5 separate regions of the Homo sapiens genome follow, and regions 2, 3, 4 and 5 are each linked to region 1. Evidence: chromatin loops called from intact Hi-C (ENCODE). Cell type or tissue: PC-9. All regions are shown on one strand.

Evidence for each region. A loop is a pair of places that touch in the nucleus more often than their neighbours do. Peaks named below come from ENCODE experiments on the same cell type or tissue, not always from the same donor. Only the 100,000 strongest peaks of a DNase experiment are listed, where the experiment ranks them.
Region 2: it touches region 1 in a loop (3-fold over the local background); 1 of 110 quality-filtered maps calls a loop at or near these places.
Region 3: it touches region 1 in a loop (5-fold over the local background); 1 of 110 quality-filtered maps calls a loop at or near these places.
Region 4: it touches region 1 in a loop (2.4-fold over the local background); 1 of 110 quality-filtered maps calls a loop at or near these places.
Region 5: a loop joins it to region 1, with 6 times the contacts of the local background. A loop is called at or near these places in 1 of 110 quality-filtered maps.

The regions. Positions count from the first base shown.
Region 1 is chr9:124,390,928-124,394,927 of GRCh38, forward strand. The region is part of intron 5 of PSMB7 (proteasome 20S subunit beta 7); the gene reads right to left. Among named protein-coding and RNA genes, the nearest start is that of PSMB7, 23 kb to the right of the region's middle. In PC-9, CTCF peaks have their summits at 2,268 (motif pointing right), 2,474 and 3,943; DNase peaks (open chromatin) are centred at 1,594 and 2,094; H3K4me3 peaks cover 2,522 bases; H3K27ac peaks cover 4,000 bases.
Region 2 is chr9:124,039,365-124,043,364 of GRCh38, forward strand. The region is part of intron 1 of LOC107987037 (a long non-coding RNA gene); the gene reads left to right. Among named protein-coding and RNA genes, the nearest start is that of LHX2, 30 kb to the left of the region's middle. RefSeq lists enhancers at 1,543-2,077, 2,078-2,610 and silencers at 1,690-1,899, 1,940-1,999. In PC-9, CTCF peaks have their summits at 1,848 (motif pointing left) and 2,052; no DNase peak of the experiment used is centred here; H3K27me3 peaks cover 2,610 bases.
Region 3 is chr9:124,075,831-124,079,830 of GRCh38, forward strand. The region is part of intron 2 of LOC107987037 (a long non-coding RNA gene); the gene reads left to right. Among named protein-coding and RNA genes, the nearest start is that of LHX2, 66 kb to the left of the region's middle. RefSeq lists enhancers at 2,654-3,853, 2,860-3,154 and a silencer at 2,860-3,154. In PC-9, no CTCF peak of the experiment used is centred here; DNase peaks (open chromatin) are centred at 2,321, 3,021 and 3,511; H3K27ac peaks cover 1,773 bases.
Region 4 is chr9:124,295,565-124,299,564 of GRCh38, forward strand. All of the region lies in intron 1 of NEK6 (NIMA related kinase 6), which reads left to right. Among named protein-coding and RNA genes, the nearest start is that of NEK6, 40 kb to the left of the region's middle. RefSeq lists enhancers at 840-1,747, 3,562-4,000. In PC-9, no CTCF peak of the experiment used is centred here; a DNase peak (open chromatin) is centred at 2,097; H3K27ac peaks cover 476 bases.
Region 5 is chr9:123,923,961-123,927,960 of GRCh38, forward strand. All of the region lies in intron 1 of DENND1A (DENN domain containing 1A), which reads right to left. Among named protein-coding and RNA genes, the nearest start is that of DENND1A, 4.2 kb to the right of the region's middle. RefSeq lists an enhancer at 3,923-3,972. In PC-9, no CTCF peak of the experiment used is centred here; DNase peaks (open chromatin) are centred at 2,031 and 3,961; H3K4me3 peaks cover 619 bases; H3K27ac peaks cover 2,293 bases.

The DNA of each region.
Region 1 (4,000 bases):
ACAGCAATCAATCATCACAAACAAATACACCATGTCTCTCCTGCCTAACGTCCTTAGGAGGGCTTCCTTAGGACCGTCTTAGAGGTACAATCATCTTAATAATGAAGTCCTCTGAGCGTTTCAGCATGGGGCTAGACCCCACTTATCCAGAAGTGTACTCTTGGCAAACACAGCACTGAACAAACTACAACAGATGCACACGGTACTTAAGAACTTTCACAGCACAGTCACATCAGTTTTGTTTGCTCTTCAGGCATGGCAAGTAGTAGTAGTCCCATTTTACAAAAGGAGAATAAAGCTCAAAGATAAGGAACGTGCCCAGATCACACAGCCAGTGATAAGCAAATCTGGGATTCTGAAGCCAGATCTTTCTGAATTTAAAGTGTGCGATGTTCTTTCCATTCCACCACGTTTGCCTCTTAAATAGCAAAGCCAAATGCTTGAAATCAAGATTAGCAAGTAAGCCTGGGAGATGGAGCTATCTTTTCTTAGCTCCCCACCCCAAAAAAGCATGCTTTCAAACTTGCTTCTTCTTTAGATTTCAGCTCGATTACCACACACATCTGGATATAGTTAATTTGTGTTGTTTTGCTTGGAAATTCAAATGAGACTGGAATTTAGTTAAATGTTTTAAATGATTAAACATATGCCATTCACTGTTTAGCAATGCCACTCAAGTATCTGTTATAACAGCATTTATTTTAAAATAGTCTCATTCAAAAAAAAAAAAAAACCTAAAATTAGTCTCCATTTTCTAAAACCTCTGAAGGTGTTTCGATCTTAGCTTACCAGGATTAGTAACTCACTTTGAAACTAACTTTTTCTGAGCGAACAATCCAATTCAGGATGAAATCTGAAATTTTACAATCTAGATATTGCTTTTACTTGTTCTGTACATTTAAATGTGTTATTTTTCTATGTCAGAGTTCACTAAAATACTCAACAAACTTAGCAATTCTATAATCTATGTTATTAGATATGCTAAAGAAACAGTAAAAGACTGAAATAATTTCCTAAAACCTGCTGCTTCTAAGTCAAAAGCTAGGAAGGACCTGAAAGGTAGAAATTTGCTTTTTCTAATAAGGTGCTCACTAACTCTCAAACTGGGGAAGGGGAAAACATTCATTGACGGTCTTAGGTCCTGGACCCTGAACTCAAGTACTGGGAGTATTTGGCCCTTTTACAGACAAGGAAATTGAGACTCAACTGGTTCCAAATAGTTTGCCCATGGCAAGAGTCAATGAGAAGCGGAGCCAAGCTTTAAACCTAGGTCCTATTCTGAAGCATGGGTTCTCAAGCTCATGCACCCTTCAGAAGGGCAACTTCCCACTCTTTCTTCAAACAACCCATTCCCAGGTGCCCACGCAGGAGCAGCAGGCTCTGGGAACACCAAGAGGCACAAGAGGTGGCCCGGCTCTGGCGCTCCCTAGCTGGGCATATCACTCCGAGCTCTGCAAAGCTGCCAAAGTTGCTCCAGGAGGCACAAGCAACTGCATCAAGCACAGCGTGAATGATGCAACCGGAAACCGAGGGGCACAGCAGCCCTACTGAACTAGGTTCCTTCCCCGCACAAGAGGGCAGGGGACAGGAGGTGCCTTCCTCAAAGGGTGGCTCTGAGGGTTACACAAGATGGCACGTGTAAAGCAAAATGCTGGGGACACTAAAAGTTCAAGAAAAGCTGGCTGATGAAATTCCTCTCCGACAAGCTCCTGGTCCTCCAGGCAGCTATTTTATACAATCACTCTCAGCAAGTCCCAGGGTTGGCAGCTTTCATGGAAATAGAGGTCTTCAGAATTTCTTTCTCAAAGTCATGAAGTTATGAGAGGCAGCAGGAAATGGATTTCTACTGCTTTTCCCCAAATCAATTTAACCAGATCGTCTCAGGAAAAAAAGCTGCTCCTTCTGCTAAAGAGCGGTCCATTTTAAGCAGCCAAGGACCTGTTTGCCACCATGGCCTGCCAAGGTGTAAGATGTATGCGGCGATAACAGAGTCACACACAGGACTTTCTAATCCATCAGTGTCAGCTCTCCCTGACAGAGCGCTTACTCACACTTGCTCATTGTTAGTCAACTGGCCACTCATCCTGGGTAAAATTTGGTGCTTTCCACAGACCCACAGACTGGGATCATTTTTCACTCCATTCCTGCCTCCAAGGCCTCATCTCCTAGTACTGGTGCTTGCTCTGGAGGCCAACAATGCCAATGTGTGCAGAGCTGATTGATGAATATAAAATAAGGCGGGCACCAGGGGACCATATCCAGCCACTAGAGAGCAGTGGAGCACCTCTCACTGCTCGGTAAAACAGACGCAGGCTTTAAATGGTTTAATTGTATGCATGCATTTCATTATAAGTCCTGGCCAAAAGCTTCCCGGCGAGGCAAGCCAAGCAATCAGACAATCTTGCATCGCTTGCTGAAATCCAGATTTGTCCTTTGTCAGCATAAACAGTTTAATTTGATGTTTTCACTCCTGAGTAAGCACTGAGTATTACATTTAAACCCCTCATGAGGGAGAAGAATGCTTCCTTTTCATCAGCAAATGTACCTCAATGTCAAAGTCTACCTTTTATTCCCAATGAATTTAAAAAAGTATTCCATTTAATTTGCTAAAAATATTTGTAAGGCATCCAACAATTTCACTCAAAAGCTAATTCCTCAAAAAACGGAGTTCCTTTTCTAAATGTAATATAGTCAAAGAGGAGTTACATTTTACCCTAATAATTTAAAACACCACTTGAAGGGAAAAGGGATTTTTCTTATAATTGCAACTGCAACATCTCATTGACCTGACAGGTTATAAACACTTATTCTTCAGAAAAGACTAACAATCACGGCATCAGGGCCTAAAATGTGAGAGGTTTTATTTCATTAATGCATTTTAATGAAATGTCACAAGATATGGAGAGAGAACATTTTTTCCTTAAAACATAGGTGTCACCTACCCCTGTTTAGAGGACAAAATGGAGGACGAAAATGACCCTAAAATGCACCTATCTTAATCAGTCCCCTGCACCACGAGGCCACACCGGGAAACCGAAGCTGAGTGCAAGGCATACACCCTGCCCTGCTGCCGCAGGAACGCAGGGCAGTGGGAGCTGGCAAGTCTCTTAAAGGTCCCCTTTACTCAGGTCCATATTTCAAAATAACTTCCCAAACTTCAGGGCATTCCACTTTAATTGATGGACTAGACAGTATTATTTTCATTGTATGGATGGAAGAAGCTAAAGTTCACAGAAAGGAAGGAGGCTACCCAAAGTCATGCAGCCAGGAATGGCAGCATGGGTACATGAACTCAGATCTGGTTAACAGCAAATCCCTCATTCTGTGAACTACACAGTGAAAAGCCTTCTGATGGCTAAGATGACTTTCCACGTAGTCTGACCAATGAGGAAGTAAAAGGCATCAAGCACTAGGTCATAAGCATATAAAGGCACTTTCCTTTAGCAGGGGCGACTCTGGTCCAATTCTGAAACAAGAGCAGATAAAGATGAGCTGGTTAACCTCACTCTCTCTCAGTGGGGTTTAAAGCAAAGAACTTTAAACTGAGCATTTCCTTTAACTGTTCTGAAAAGTGCTCTGGCAAGGGCTTTTACTTGGTTGTAGGCTGAGGACAATTCAAATCAGGAGACTTTGTGGTAAAATGTCAGAGCAGGGAAAAAAGGAGGAAGAGCACCCATACATTAATTCAATACCTCACCATTTTGTCTATAAAAGGTGTTTAATATTTTTTTACACAGAATCAAGAACAAAATCCAATCTAATTAGAATAAATTAAGAACTGGCAAGGGCTGACTATATTACATTTCCTGTAACAATATGAATTTTAGAAGTAAGTATTTTCTCATTTCCTGATATCACGGCACCATCTATTGGCTTAGTACCACCTTTGCAGCAACCAAGAAACAAGATGCATTCATTCAACTTTCACGGGCTTTTGGTTCCCAGCTGTTTTATTCCTGGCACTCCACCGCAACATAATTTTAAGATATAAAATCCATTC
Region 2 (4,000 bases), 350 kb before region 1:
CGCAAGTGGGAGGAGGGGAGAAAGGAGTAATAGAATGTGCAAAGGCCCTGAGGCTCAGAGGTCCACAGCACTAAAAGGTGGCCAGTGTGGCCGGAGCTCTCAGAGCAAGGGCCAAGGTGGTGGGAGGTGGGGCTGAGGACACAGCCAGGGGCTTTCCAGGCAGCATGTCTGGGCCTCAATTCCAAGAGCACCAGGAAGCTAGAAATGAAGGCAGGGGAGGAGGAGGCAGGGGGTGGATGTGAGGGGCCTCTTAAAGCTGCCAGGTAATGGGACATCTGGCTAGGTGGAGGCAGAGGGAATGGACCAGCTATGGGGGGAGGGAGAGCCAGGAGGGATCAGGATCATAACCAGGTGGATGCTGTGGCCCTTCACTGCAATGAGGAAAGTCATCAGGAAGAGGAAGGGGGAAGATGCTCGGGGATTTGTGGTTTAGATTTGCTGAGTTTTTGATGGCTTTGAGACATCCAAGTGCTGGCCTGGTCTTTCCCCTCAAGGGGCTCCCAGTCAGAAGGAGGAGGCATGAAAGGGACCTGGGACACTTACCCAGTGCTTCTCTTCTTTGAATTTCCCAGCTATCCTGAGTAAGAGTGTCCTCAAGCTGGCATTTGAGGCTTGGTCACAAGTTAGTCCCTGCCCACTTCTCTGGTGCAGGACTTGGGACCTACCTACCCATCTTTGGGCTTAAAGCCAGCCAGGTGCACCAAACTCACCAGTGCTTTGCACACTGGGTGGGCTCTCTGCCTGAGGGTCTTCTCAAAAACTCCTGCTCAAATGTCCCCTCCTCTCTGGAACCTTCTCTGCTGTCACTTCCACCCTTCTCACCATGCAGGGCTGGAGGGGGCAGGGGTGGATGTGAGGGGGCTCCTAAAGCCACCAGGTAATGGGACATCTGGCTAGGTGGAGGAAGAGGGAATAAACCAACTGTAGTTGTCTGTTCTCCCCGCATCCCTACCCCAACGCCAACAGGGCCACGTGGGGCTGGCCTGTGACTGCCCGGTTCAGTATGAATCTGTGGGTTCTTGTTTTGAAAGTATGTTATACTCTCTCTTTCCTGCTAGTGTAAGCTCCATGACTCAGCCTCTCCATCTTCATATTACTCCTGGCCCGGATGAGTCCCTCCTAAATAGTTCCTAAGTCCTGGAGAGGGTAAATGTTAGCATAAGCGTTCACTATGGTTGAGAGTCTAGTCCTTAGGGGTTCGGTGCTGGATTCTGTCCTGCCGCTTACTGCTGTGGGATCCTGGGCAAAGTACTGAACCTCTCTGAGCTTCCAGGATTTGTCGTCTGTATAACGGGGGTAGTGATGACACCTACTTCTTAGGGTTTCGTGAACGTTGAATGGTGTAACTCACGCAGCCATAGCGTTTAGCAGAGTGCCTGGCTCATCGCAGTGCTCAGTTCCTGGGAGCTGTTGCTATTTATTCAGCTCCGTCTTTCCATTCAGGCACCTCTAGCGTGCTTGCCCCTTGAAAAGAGGAGAGGGAGGGCTCCCACTCTGGGACGGCCGCAGTGGTTTTCAGAGCTTGGGGTGGGGGTGGGCTTGGGGCGGTTCCGGGCATGGGGGTGGCCGCGGGCCTGGAGCTGTAAGAGGAGGTCCCTGGGGACTGGGGAGAGGGGGGCGGAAGCCGGAGCCGAGGTCGGATCCGGCGAGGTGGGCAGAGCAGACATCCTGCGGGGGCGCCCCCAGCCCGGACCGAGGCACGGTCCCGGGGGAGCCGGCCCGGGCACCGCGGCCATCGGAGCTGGGACGCCGGGTCTGGGGCTGCAGAGCCGCCGCAGGGGCCGGACGAGGGCGCCCCCTGGCGGGGCACCGCGGCATCGCCCCGGGTCTCTCACTTCCTCAGCAGGCTGGGTGGGGTCTTCGCGGAGGAAATTCCCCTCAGGGAGGGGTGTCGGGGACTCCGGAGAGCTGTTTCGGGCTCCGGACGCTTTCCTGGGCTCCAAAACTGGGAGTGACGCTTTTGAGCCCTCACGTGTGCCGCGTACTGCATTAGGCAGATGGCAGCTCACGGCACAGGCATTGGCACGCGGTGGGTCCCCCAGGGTCCTCTTCTCCCTTAGCCTCATTCCTCGGGCTTCTGGGCAGGGGTGTTGGGCTCAAGCCTGAGAGGGTCCTCCGGTATGGAAGGGGTGAGGGTTGTGCAGCTCCAGACCGCCATCCTGGGTGCCCCCAGGGCTCACTCTCCCTGCGGGCCCCCCACTCCCAGGACTGGACCCTGTGTATGGCGTGTGATGAGTGGGGGTGGGGCTGCGGTGGGGCTGGGTGGAGGTCTGTGATGTGTGCTGCTGTCAGGGAATCTGAGTGTGGCTGTGCCGTGGTGTTAGTGTGGGAGCGTCTGTATGTGTTGAGACGTGTGTGTTTTTGTTTATTTTTAGGGGGATGTGTACAAGTATGTCCGACTGTGAGTGCGTCTGTGATCAGCGGTGTGTGTGTGTGTAATCAGATGTGTGTGTACTCAGATGTGTGTGTCTGTGTTCAGAGGTTTGTGTGAGTCCGTGTGATGACTGTTCAGGTGTACACAGCTGTTCAGGGTGGCTTCTGCTCGTGTGATGCAGGTTGGGGTGTGTGTTGGGGCTGAGGGGTGAGCTGAGCCTGCCTGAGGAGGGAGCGAAAGCCCTAATCAATTTCCACCTAACAGAAGGGTGGCGGCCCCCCTGTCCTGTCTGCTTCCCTCAGCCCCATCAGGACCAATATTTTCCTTTCCTGTCTCCCCTGACCCCCACCTGCACCAAAGGCCAGCTCTTTATGCCTCATTTTAGAGACAAGAAAGCCAGGCTGAAGTGCTGGGGCACTGGCCCAGGAACACTCGGCCAGAAAGCAGTGGAGCCAGGGTCTTGGCTGGAATCCCAACTCCAGCCTAATTCTTGCTTCTCCCAGGAGGGCCCTGTGCACCCTTCGCCCAGCCCGAGGCTGGGGTGAGGACGACTTTCTGGGCTGGGCTGTGTGGGGAGCAGGACACAAAAGGCCCAGTGTCTGCCCCTGCCTCCCCCTCCTGGCCCTGCCCTGCTCCAGGAGCCGGGTGGGTGTCCAATGCCAGACTGGGCAAAGAGGGGCATGTGATACTCATGCTCACGAGGGCACCCAGCCCCAGCACTGGACCCACCTGCCCCCCGCGCCGTTCCATGGGCTGGCTCGGGTTGGGTGTGATGAGGAAACAAAGCTCTGGCTGCATTTTAGGATCCTGGCGCCAGCTCTCAAAGCGCTCCAGCTTGCCCTGCTCTGGGAAGGGATTGATGAGTAATTAAGATCATGATGATATCAACACAACATATTAAAAGAAACAGAATGATTGCTACTGTTTGCTGAGGCCTGACTATGTGCTGTTGCTAAGTTCTGGGGGGGCAGTGATGCAGGCTGGTGAGGACCTTGGACCTCACCAGAGCCAGGATTATTTCCCAGCAATGTTGTCCAGCTGTGTTACCTCGGGCAAGTTGCTTAAAGTCTCTGCTTCAATTTCCCCACTGTAAAATGACAGGAGGTGAACATATATATATATATATATACACACACACACACACACACACATATACTTTAAAACCCATCCTGCCATTGAATACGTGCAGCAAGTATTTGCCCTTATTTTTGCGATCTTTTTGGCTCCCTGTGGTGACCTAGGAGGTAGGTATTGTTATTCCCACTCTACAGACAAGAAAACTGAGGCTGAGCCATTTGCTATAGGTCACAAAACAAGGGGTGTCTGGGCTGGATTCTGATGCCAGGTCCTGTATCCCAGGCTGTATTCTCCCACTGACATTGATAGGTTAGGTCATTGCTGATAGTGTTAACCCTCTAAGAGTCCAGAAAGTGCTTCCATGTGCATTGACTTTGACTCTTTGACTCTCATCAGTCTTTTTTTTTTTTTTTTTTTTGAGGTGGAGTTTCTCTCTTGTTGCCCAGGCTGGAGTGCAGTGGCTCAATCTCGGCTCACCCCAACCTCTGCCTCCCAGGTTCAAGTGATTCTCCTGCCTCAGCCTCCCGAGTAGCTGGGATTACAGGCATG
Region 3 (4,000 bases), 320 kb before region 1:
TGGATTGAAGTATATGGAAAAAAATCTGGTCTCATGCAAACATGTAGTTGGAAAAGGGAGGAGTATTTTCCTAGCTTTTTAAGACAAATTATGGATATTATGCTTTGATAGTACACCAAAACTTGACAAGTAGTAGCCTTTTCAACGTTAGTTGCAATGTAGACTTTGAATCCTATCAATAAACTTTTCATGATGTTCCATGAAATCCACCTTGCATTCTGAATGAATCTTTTACTTATGCATGATTTTGTAACACCATGAATTGTCATTTGGAAAATACTGGTTTACTGAATTATGCAGATTTTCCAAATATTGACACATCCCAATAGACAATATTTAAAAAATCACACTTGACAATATCTCATCAGTCTTTAAGTATAAAGAAGCTATTAAACTCAGTTTTCTCTTGAAACTTCAAATTTTATTGTTGGCAATGAATACTAATAGTTGATTTCCTTAAAGTGACAGGCTCACTTCTTTGACTTTTGAGAAAATGTCTGCCAAACACCCAAGTCTGATTAACCCAAATTTATCTCTTAATCATGCTTTCAAGTACAAGTGTTGTTGTAGGAAAGAAGTGGGTGGTTCAGCTGTAATTCACATAATCATACAAGTGCTTTTTATTGAGACAACCATTGTATTGAAATTTGCAACAGAAGGGCTTTATATGCTACTTCCCATTTTTTCACACAGTGTAGTAAAAAGAAGTGTCTAGGGTTTAATAATAGTCATAATATTTATCGATTCATCAGGGCATTTTTTAAAAACCACAGTGTTAAAAGTGTGTGGTGGTGAAGGATGCAATGATTGTTAGTGCAGTTTGGTGCCACTGCCTGGATCTGTGTAACTACCATTGTTTGTGCACCAGCAGTGTACATGTCAGACTTCGAAAAAAGCAAATAATTTTTTTCTTTTTCTTCTTTTTTTTCTTTTTCTTTTTTTTTTTTGAGATGGAGTCCTGCCCTGTCACCAGGCTGGAGTGCAATGGCATGAACTTGGCTCACTGCAAGCTCCACCTCCCCAGTTCAAGTGATTCTCCTGCTTCAGCTTCCCGAGCAGCTGGAATTACAGGCATGCACCATCATGCCTGGCTAATTTTTGTATTTTTAGTAAAGACAAGGTTTCACCATGTTGGCCAGGCTGGTCTCGAACTCCTGACCTCAGGTGATCCACCCATCTCAGCCTCCCAAAGTGCTAGGATTACAGGTGTGAGCCAACGTGCCCAGCCTTGCCTATGCTATGCTTTCAATACATCAAAAGTAAAATAAATACGATGTATGTTTTTAATAAGTTAAACATAAGCATCTGAATTTTACATATCCACAAAGCTGGTTTCTATCAGAGTGATTATCAAATAGCAGGAATATGCTAAAGAAGTCAGACAGAATGACAGAGAGTAACGGAACCACAGGGAATCCATTATGCATATTTTGGGCCATTCAAAGCTTTTTTTTTTTTTTTTTTTTGAGACAGAGTCTCCCTCTGTTGCCCCGGCTGGAGTGCAATGGGGTGATCACAGCTCACTGCAACCTCTGCCTGCTGGGTTCAAGTGATTCTCCTCCCTCAGCCTCCCAAGCAGCTGGGATTACAGTGCTCACCACCACACCCGATGAATTTTTGTATTTTTAGTACAGACAGGGTTTCACCATGTTGGCCAGGCTGGTCTCGAACCCATGACCTCAAGTGATCTGCCCACCTCAGCCTCCCAAAGCACTGGGGTTACAGGCGTGAGCCACCGCACCCAGCCTCAAAGCTTTTGTAAACATTAGGAAAGTGCTTCTTGTCTGAGTTTACTTCCAATTCTGCTTTATTGTTAAATCTCATTGTTAACAATATTTCCCAACTCCTTCCTTCCCTCCTCCTTCCTTTTTTGCCAACATCTCTAAGAAAGTTGGATGGCATACAAGTCCTTCATGTGTCATTATGAACATGTTTAATCAGGTTGCTTTTCCAACATCCAAGACAATTGGTCTCAATTAGAGTAAAAGAATTTCTCTGGAGGTTAAGGGAGAAATAAGTTATTTTGAAGCCTTGGGCCCCCGAGAGAGAGAGAGAGCCTGGTGGGTGATTTATGCATCAGAGAGGCAGCAGGACTGGGTGTGATAGTGGGAAGGTGAGGTGGCCCAGAAAGGATGGAGGTAAGATCTTGAAGACAAACTTGGCTGAATTTTATGAATTACTAGAGGTTGGCTTCTAATTAGGCCTGGAACTCAATGCCATGCTGGTGTCATTCTTTCCTTTTGCTTCTCTGGGGACAGCCTGGCCTTCTGGGCCAGGGCCCATTAGTGAGTCACCGTGCAGGGCATTCATTCACTAAACATTCCTTCAGAACCTGTTCTGTTTCAGGTTCTGAGTTGGATGCTGGGAAAACAGACATTGCTCAGCCTCTGTTCCTGCCACTAGTGAGCTCTTGAACTTGTAAAGAGAATCATATCATTAATTTTAACTTACTAGATCAAGGGATGTCCAAGAGAGCCTGTGAGCCCCAGATTAGTGACTCTGTTTCTGAGAGGGACTGATATCAGAGTGGGGTCTTGAAGGATGAATAGGAGTTTGACAGGCAGAGAAATGTCCTTCTAGGCAAAAGCACATGCAAAAGTATATGGAGGTATGAAAGAATATAGCTTACTCAGGGAGAATGAGACATTACAGGATCAGCGGTTAATGGAACAAGATGGGGGACGAGCAAGAAAAGGTATAAAGAGGCAGAATGATGAACAGCCTTAAATGACACTGTTTGGAGTTTGGACAGGGTAGAGAGATCAGCTAGAGAGCAGGGGTCAAACTTGGGCCTAGGTTTGCTGAACTCTCAAGGCGCCAACTTGAAAGAGTGAGAAGTCCCCTTCTCTGACCAGAAGCAACTTACATACTTCCTGGTGGAGTAGAAACCAATTCCAGCATGGGGGAAGCCCCCAGAGCAGCTGTATAGGGCAGGCACATGGTGCTCCTGGATCTGAAAGGAAGGGAAAAGGATGGAACAATTCAGTGCACTTCTAAGTTATCCAAAACAATGTGAGTCATTTAACAAATATTTGTTTCGCTCCTACTGTATGCAAGACAGAGGTTGTCAGTGTGTTCAAGCCAAAGATCAAATACCCATGCCTCAAACCTGGGCTCAGATCCCAGCTCTGCCACTGATTTTCTGCATGGACGTGGGCAAATTGCTTCTCCTTTCTGGGCCGAAGTTTCTCCATTGGTACAATATGGGTGTTAGATTTGAAGATTTTGATCATGATGTCCTGCTCTCATATTCTGCAATTCTGACTTGCTCTGTGATCTTGGGCCAGCCCCTGCCCCTGTCTTGGCCTCAGTTTCCTCATCTGTAAAATGGAAGGTAGGAAGAGATTTAGCTTGAGATACATGGAGCCTGTATCTTGGTCACCCGAGCCTTCCCTACACCCAGCCCAGGGTCCTGAGCTACTCTCCCCACCCCCAGCACACTCTAGCTTCCTCTACATTTCTCATCAAGATGCAACATACTTTAAATAGCATCTGCATGACTGGCTGGTTTTTTCCTTCCCGGAGAAGCTCTCTACAAAGTGTGCCAAGTGGCAGCTGTCAGGGCCGAGGTGGCATTTCCCTCAGTGATGCTGACAGCAGCTGTCCCGGCGCAGGCTGAATGGAATGGAAATGACATCATGTTTATTCAGGAAAGATGTTCCCAGACCCAGATCAGTGTCAGCAAGATGCTGGGATGCTTGAGGAGGGAAAACAGGACCAAGACCAGGCACTGGGTCTCCTCTTCTGGAACACACACTGCGCCATACGCCACCCATCTCACACACATTCCACGCACACATGCTCACACACCCACACCACTCACACAGACGGGCCTCCATATATACCACACCCTCTCGCACACGCACGAAAACACAGATGAACACGTGCCACATGCTATACAGGCTCCCCCCTCCCCCGCACACAATCGCACCACAGGTACATATCAATACACACCACCATGACAGCGCACACATACACCACATGCTCACAGATACACAGA
Region 4 (4,000 bases), 95 kb before region 1:
GCCTGCTGTGTGACCTGGCACCCGTCACTCAACCTGTCTGAACTTTGGTTTCTCTTCTGAACAGTGTGGATCATAGCAGGGCCCGTCTAGGGGTCTGTAAGTGTGAACGAGGTATGAGCGGCACTGGGCACCTGCCTGGCGCATGTGTGGTGCATGCTCTGTTGGCGGGGGCTGTTATTCTGGTGCTCCCTGCCAGCCAGTGTGCCTGGGCGTGGCATTCCTTACAGCCCCTGGGCTTGCGCTGAGTTTCTTTCTGTAATTGCTCAGTCTGGCTGGTCTGAGAAGCAGGTTCAAATGGCAGCTCTCTCCACTGTGTGGACTCAACTTTGGCAAGCCATGTTTCTCCATGGAGCCTTAGTTTCCTCATCAACAAAACAAGGGTGATGGTACTTTGCAGGTGTCTTGGGAGATGCCGTTTCACCCGTGGATGTTGGCTGATGTTGAAGTTGGTCCGGCCTTGACCCAGCCAGTGGCCAGTGCAGTGAGCTGTCCTTGCCGGGCCTCCGATCTTCAGCTCCCTGGGGCATGTGTCGGGCAGTGGAGCCTCTGCAGGCTGGCTGAAGGCCCCAGGCAGTGGGCATCCATCCTCGGCTTCTGCCACCAGGAGCCAGCTGGACCAACAGACATCACCCCTGGTGCTGGCACTGGTGCTGCCAGTACCATTCGCTCGGGGCGGAGAGAAAGCTGTGTGTGCCTGAGTGTGAAGCCACAGGGACGGCTTCCTGCTTTAGGGAAAACAACCTGTGAAGCTGTGCCCTCGGCTGGAGGCACAGAGGAGGGGCCTTGCTCAGGGAAACTGGAGAGGGGAGTACAGTGTCTGGCCAAGGCTGACCTCCAAGGCCAGGAGTGGGTTCTCCCTGGGCTTGGCAACACCTGTCAGTCTGGGAGCCACAACTGCCTTTGCCACGTCTACCCTCTGCTTCAGTGGACAGAACGAGCCTGGTGGACATTAGATGACCCCTGATCATGCCTGTGCACGTGCACACACAGGAGCAGAAGAGGCAGGCAGGACACACACCGTTACCACCTCCAGGGTTCAGAGCAAGGAGAGGTGTAAGATCCAGTATATGAATGCACTTCCATGCATGGACCCCAGTACACATGGACCCTTGCAAGCTCATGCCCCCAAACCTGCTCCAAGCAGGGTCCTTGGACAGAGCCCTCCTGGTGTCTGAGGTCGTGCTTCACTGGCCGGGCCACGATGAGCCACCAGTCTCCATGAAGTGTGGCATTTGACAGGAGGCACAGGAATGACTTCCCCCTAGGTGAAGTTTCCAAAAATTCAGAGGCAAGGGCCCAATGACAGCCTTGGTCAGAAAGGCCACTTGGAACCTCAGAGCCAGCCCATTACAGCAGCCGATCCCTTCCAGCAGGTGCCTGGATTAAAACCAAGCGCTCATGTCTCCCTAGGGTCACAGCCCACATTAGTGAGAGCCTCATCCATGGCCGGGCAGGGTGCGGCACAGCAGCTGGCTTTGCAGAGGCAGCCACGGCTCACGTAGATGATGAAGACGTTTGCTCCAGAGCAGTCCTAAAGAGGCCATGCTGCGTAGGACATAGAGCAGCAATCTTGGGTCCAACAGCCCCAGCTGTGTCATTTACCAGCTGTGTTACCTGGGGCAGGGATGACCCTGGGCAAGTCCCTGCCTCAGGCCCCATGTCTGTCACATGGAGGTGATCACGCCTCCATTGTACAAGTGAGGGTTAGCTTCAATAGCTAAATAGCCTCATAGCTAAAGCCTCAGAGGTCCCTTCCCATGTGCCAGGCTCTGTGCTAAGGAGTTTACAGTGACCCTAAGAGGAAGATCTGACTGTTAGCCCATTTTCCAGATGAAGAAACTGAGACGCAGCATGGTTAGATGAAACCGGGCCAGGACCTGGACTCCTGCAGTCCAGCTCCCCGCCAGCCTCACTGAACCCTGAGGCTTCTCCCAATCTGGTCCCTCGGTGCCTGGGGACACACAGCACACGGCAGCCTAAAGCCAGGAACCTGAGCTGGGAAGCCTCACTGTGCAGCTATCCACAGTGTTTTGCAAATGTAGGGCCCTTGCTTGAGGCAGAAGAAAAGCCCTCTTTGAGGTGGTGTTCAGTGTGGCCTGCAGCTCTGGGTCTTGCATTCCATGGATTTTTGGCCCCTGACTTGGGCTTGGCAGCTACTACCTCATTGTTCTGCAACTTGGCAGGAGCCGCGGGATCCCGGGGACGGGCAGTCCTCAGTGTTACCCCGAGGTGCCTGCACGCATGTGCTAAGGGTCTTTTCCCTGCTCCGTGTGGCTCGTCCTTCCACGTCCCCTTTGCCTTGGCCTTTCTGCATCTGAACCCCCTAAGAAGCAGTTTCTGACAGGAATTTCCAGAGCACAGGGCTTGGGTTTCTGTTGGGGTGTGGACCAATAGAACAAAATGCCCTAAAATCCAATACCCATGGAGAGCCCCAAGAGGCAGTAGATTCCTTGGAACAAAGAGGGAGTTTAGAGTCACTGAGATCTGGATTTGAATCCTTTCTCTGCAGCTTATCAGCCTAATGGCATCGAGCCTCTTCCTCTGAGCCTCGGTTTCCCCATCTATAAAATGGGTCTACCAATAGCCCCGAGGGTGAATGGGAAAGACCTGGCCCACAGGAACCCTCATCCCTTCCTTTCTCCCTTCCTCCTTCCCCCTCGCGCCTCCCCACCTCCTTCCCCTCAGCAGGGACCCTCTCTGGCTCTCGGTGGGTAGGGGCTTGCAGAGTCCTCCGTGGCTGCTGCTTTCCTAGAACAGGGAACATCAACACCTGCCGGCTCCTCCCTGGAGGCTAACGGTGCCGCAGGTTCCATTAGGTTCTGAACAGAGCAGCTCGTAATGACTGGGGTTTGGCAGCAAAGGCACCACTGGGGTAGACAGTGGTGCTGCATCAGCTTGCTGTGGTCAGTGGGGCAGAGTCTCCGGGGGCTCCTGCCCCTGGGGACCCTGTGGAGGAAATGGGCCCTTGTGGTCCGCCAGCCCTGAGATCACCCCTGTGCATCAGCAGCACAGGCCCCATTCTCAAGTGGAGAGAGGGCCCATTCGGGGTGGAGCCAGCTGGAGAGATGATGGTGTTGCTGTGTAAGAACCTGTGGGGAGTGCAGTACCGTAGTTTTGGACAAATATGCAGTTGTTGGTTCAAATCCTGGCTCCTTTTGTCTGTGATCCTTGGGACCCGGGCAAATCTCTTAACCTCTTCGTGCCTCAGTTTTCTCATCTGTGAAATGGGACCATAATAGACCTTACCTCATGGAGTTGTTGACAAAATGAGATGGGCTAATAGAGGTGAAGAGCGTAGGGCAGGGCCCAGCATGATCAGGGCCCTGCAATTATTAGCTCTTATTCCCGGTCCCCCTTGCACTGCTCCTGGAGCCCTGCCCATGTGAGGCCACAGGTGAGCTCCTGAGAGTGTGCAGACCATGGCATCTGGCTGCAGCTGTTGGAGAATGCGGTCAGCGCCACGTGGGGAGGGCAGGAATGACATTCCCAAGCACCCGCTAGGCTCCTCCCCAGTGGGATTTGCCCAAGGTCTCAGCTGGTGAGTGACAGGGTCTAGATTCCACTGCCACAGTTTCCAGTACATGGGAGGCCCCAGGGCAGGTGGGCGGGTAAGCCGATGTGTGCATGGGTCTCGCAGGGGTGACCTGTGGGCCAAGGCTGGTGCCTTCTGAGATAAAGATGGAACCTTCTCACTGAAGACAGTTCTCCACTCTTTCCCTGGAGGTCTCCCTAAGGGCAGAGGACAGTGAGCATGTCACCCTGAGGGGTCTAGGGGTGCAGCTGGAAGCAGCTGCAGAGCCTGCAGGAGGCTCAGTTTTATCTTCAAATTCATGCGCATTTTACATTCTGCTCTCTCTCATATTCCCCCTAACAAAGATGCCTGGGGAAGGTGCTCGTGTTTATCTGTTTATCCTGGGGCTCTTTATACCCTGGGTCTTCCCCTGTGTCACCTTGGGATGTCACCTGCGCTCCAGTGCAAGAACTCGGCACAAATGGTGGA
Region 5 (4,000 bases), 470 kb before region 1:
TCCACACAAAATGTTCATAGCAACATCATTCATAATGATGAAAAGGGGAAACAACCCAAATACCTAACAACTGACAAATGGATGAGTAAAATGTGGTATGTCCATACAATGGAATATTATTCAGCAGTAAAAAGTAATGAAACACTCATGCATGCTCCAACATGGATAAATCTTGAAATCATTAAGTGAAAGAAGCCACGCAGGACGGGTTATATATGATTCTATTTATTAATATATGAAATGCCCATAAAAGGCAAATCTATAGCAAGTAGATTAGTGATTGCCTAGGACTGAAGGGTTTGGGGGAATGAGGAGTGTCTAACAGGCATGGGGTTTCTTTCTGGGGTGATGAAAAAGTTCTGGAATTAGTGGTAATCAATCACCCTTGTGAATATACTTAAAACCACTTAAAAAAGTAAATTTTAGGGCTGGGCACAGTGGCTCATGCCTGTAATCCCAGCACTTTGGGAGGCCAAGGCAGTCGGATCATCAGGAGTTTGAGACTAGCCTGGCCAACATGGTGAAACTAAAAATACAAAAACTAGTCAGGCATGGTGGCGGGCACCTGCAGTCCCAGCTACTTGGGAGGCTGAGGCATAAGAATCACCTGAACCCAGGAGGCGGAGGTAGCAGTGAGCCAAGATCACACCACTGCACTCCAGCCTGGGGGACAGAGTGAAACTGTCTCAAAAAAAAAAAAAAAGTAAATATTATAGTATGTGAATCTTATGTTGTAATCTTATAAGATTCACATACTATAAAATTTCGTATCTTAAACAGTTTTCAGATTACCACAACCTACAAGGCCCTGTCCAGGGTCTCTCCCTCTGACCTCACCACAAGCCTCTCTGCCATCAGTCACTACTCAAACCCACTGGCCTTCTGTCCGTTCCTGAAATATGCCTAGGGTTTTCTTGCCTCAAGGCCTGGAATAAAAAGTCTTGCCTAGTCTCTTTAGATGACTAATACCTCCTCATCCTTTAAGTCTCAGCTCAAATGTCATCTCCACAGTGAGGCCTTCCCTCGCCACTCTATCTAAAATAGGACAGTCGCTCCCATCATTTTCTCTGAGGCAACTCATGTGCTTCCTTTATAGAACATCCACATAGCTTTATGTGAATTCACCTGGTTTTTTTAATGTCAGGTCCACAAGACTGTATGCACCGTGAGGAGTGAATCTGTATTATTCACCATCGTAATTCCCAATGTCTAACACAATTCCTGGCATTTAAGTGCCAGGAATAAATGGTAATATTTTTATTTCCCTAATATGCCACGTCCTCATATGTACTGCTCCCTCTGCTGATACCACCACCATCACTACTGCCTCTACTCCCTCTGCTAACCACCCCTACCTATCTCTCAGCTGAAACATGATCCCCTTGGTGAAGGCTTCCTTTCCTGACCCTCCCTCCTCCCCAGAAGACAGTCTCTCCTTCACTTACTCACCTATTCGTCACCAGCGGCATCTCCACCATTGCAATTAACTTATACTGTATTATACTTGTGTTTTGTTTTTTTTGTTGTTTTGTTTTGTTTTGGTGGGGAGGGAGTCTGGAAGGGATTGTTTTTGTTTTACATTTGTGTCCACTACTTTAGAAAGCCTTAAAGAAAAATATTTGTTCATCTTTGTGTCCCCAGTACTTAGCACACTGCCAGGCACAGTATTGCCACTAATTATGATAATAATGGCTAACATTTATTGTTTAATATGTGCTTAATCTTCTTAGTTCTACAGTAGGTAAATGGATGAATAAATGGATAAATTTCTTGGTCACTAACCTCACAGAGGTCACAGTTTGACAGGGACAGAAGACAGGTATACAGGCTAATGTAGAATAATCACCACCACAAGGCCAAATTAGTTGCCCTGCCCTGTTCCTATGCCTCAAGTCTTAGAGTATGCTTTTCTCTGAGTCCATAAATGTCACGTTTCTTCAAACTCACTTAGAAAACTTCCTTCGATTACTTACAGCCCACTTCCTGCACTTGGTGCCTGGAAGCAATTTCTAGGATGTCACCACAAGCAATATTAAACTGCCACATAGTTTCCTGCTGTGTGTCTGCATTATCAGTTAAATTGCTTCATATTAACCACATTCCAGTCCACTGGGATCATTCAAACACTAAATAAGATTTAAAAATACCTGTTGAAGATTGTCAGTTACCACTGCTCCTTTTATTCTTCTAGATAAATGTCCATACAGATGTAACATTTAGGTTTCCAGGGTGCTACCTGCATACTGGTGACCTTCTCTTTTTTTGTCCATTAAATGTTGATTTGAGGCAAGACAATGTTCCTTTATTAAAATAAACATGAGGCTGGGCACGGTGGCTCACATCACACCTGTAATCCCAGCACTTTGGGAGGCCAAGGCAGGCAGATCACCTGAGGCTGGGAGTTCAAGACCAGCCTGACCAACACGGGAGAAACCCGTCTCTACCAAATAAAGAAAATTAGCCAGGCATGGTGTCTCATGCATGTAATCCCAACTACTGGGGAAGCTGAGGCAGGAGAATCGCTTGAACCCGGGGGTTGGAGGTTGCCATGAGCCAAGATCATGCCATTGCACTCCAGCCTGGGCAACAAGAGCAAAACTCCATCTCAAAAAAAAAAAAAAAAAAAAGAACTAAATAATCTAGTAAAAGGCCTGCGTAAACCATATAATTTGCCTTAGAAATTTATAAAATATAAAACTTTTCTTCCTCAAGGGTTTTTTTTTTAACTCGATAAACACTCAACTCGGTCTTAATTAGAATCTTAATATAGATCCTAATGTATTTCTTAAATGCGTTCCATGAACTCTTCTCAAACAACCATGTGCCAGGCATTGAGTCTGACACAGGGAACTCAAAGATAAATAAGACAGTCCTTCCTCTCAAGAAGTTTATGTCCAGCATGGTACGGGACACAGACAAGAAACGAGATTCAGTATTGTGACTGCAATAAACACAAGGGGCCACAGAAACACGGATGAAGGGCACCTGGCCTAGACTGGAACAGGAGGGGGTGGGGGTGGCAACAGGAAACTGGCATCAAGGCAGGCGTCTGGGGGATGGCATCTGATCTTAGGCCTATAAACTCCCATTCTCTCATTTGAAAAATGTGGTTAATAAATAGCATCGCCACCACTGGACAGTAGTGAGGGTTTCATGAAATGGTTCACATTAAGGATTTCCACGGTACCTGACAGAGATTGTGTTCAACCAGGCTTAAACTTAAAAGAGAAGTCTGATCAAACACGAAATCTCAACACCTGTGCCTAGCAACTCACGTGCTTTACCACTGATCACACAACAGACACCAGCTTCACAATTACACACAATATTGTTTTAAATCAACTTTTATTTTTTAATAATGAGACAATGTTAAGCCCTACTCTGCATGTTAACAGCCTAATTCCTTGGTCATTAAAATTTTCTTCTCCATTACCTTAAACATACCTTTCTCTGACATTTCTAATATACAGTAATGTTCTTAGTCTTTTGATACAGAAGGTGAAAAAAAAGAAAAAAACCTAACAATTACTGAGTTTTTAACATGGACCTGACATTTACATTGATACTGTGTTCAATGCTCATAATAACCCTACAACCTGGACACAGTCCTCCCCATTTTACCTTCAGGGAAACTGAGGTTGAAAAGGCAGTCTGTGTAAAGTTTCATAATTAGCATTAAAAAGAGCTGGAATTTGAACCTAGACCTGATTCCACCTAGTCAACTGACTTGCTGCATCAGAGATAAGCAAGAGAAAACAAAAGGAACCCCTCCCCCTTGTCCCTACCTCCAAGACTGTCCTATTCAATGGAACCTGCACACTTAGATTTCACCACAGCCAGGAGAACATCTTGAATGCCCTGCCAGGAGGGAAAGCCAGCCAGTAGTAACCAAAGCTCTGTCTTCTCCAACAACTAGAGGAGCACTTAAGTGGGTAATTTCCTGTCCATCCCCATTCCTAGCTACAGGCAGAAGTTGCATAATCAACAGTCACTATAAATC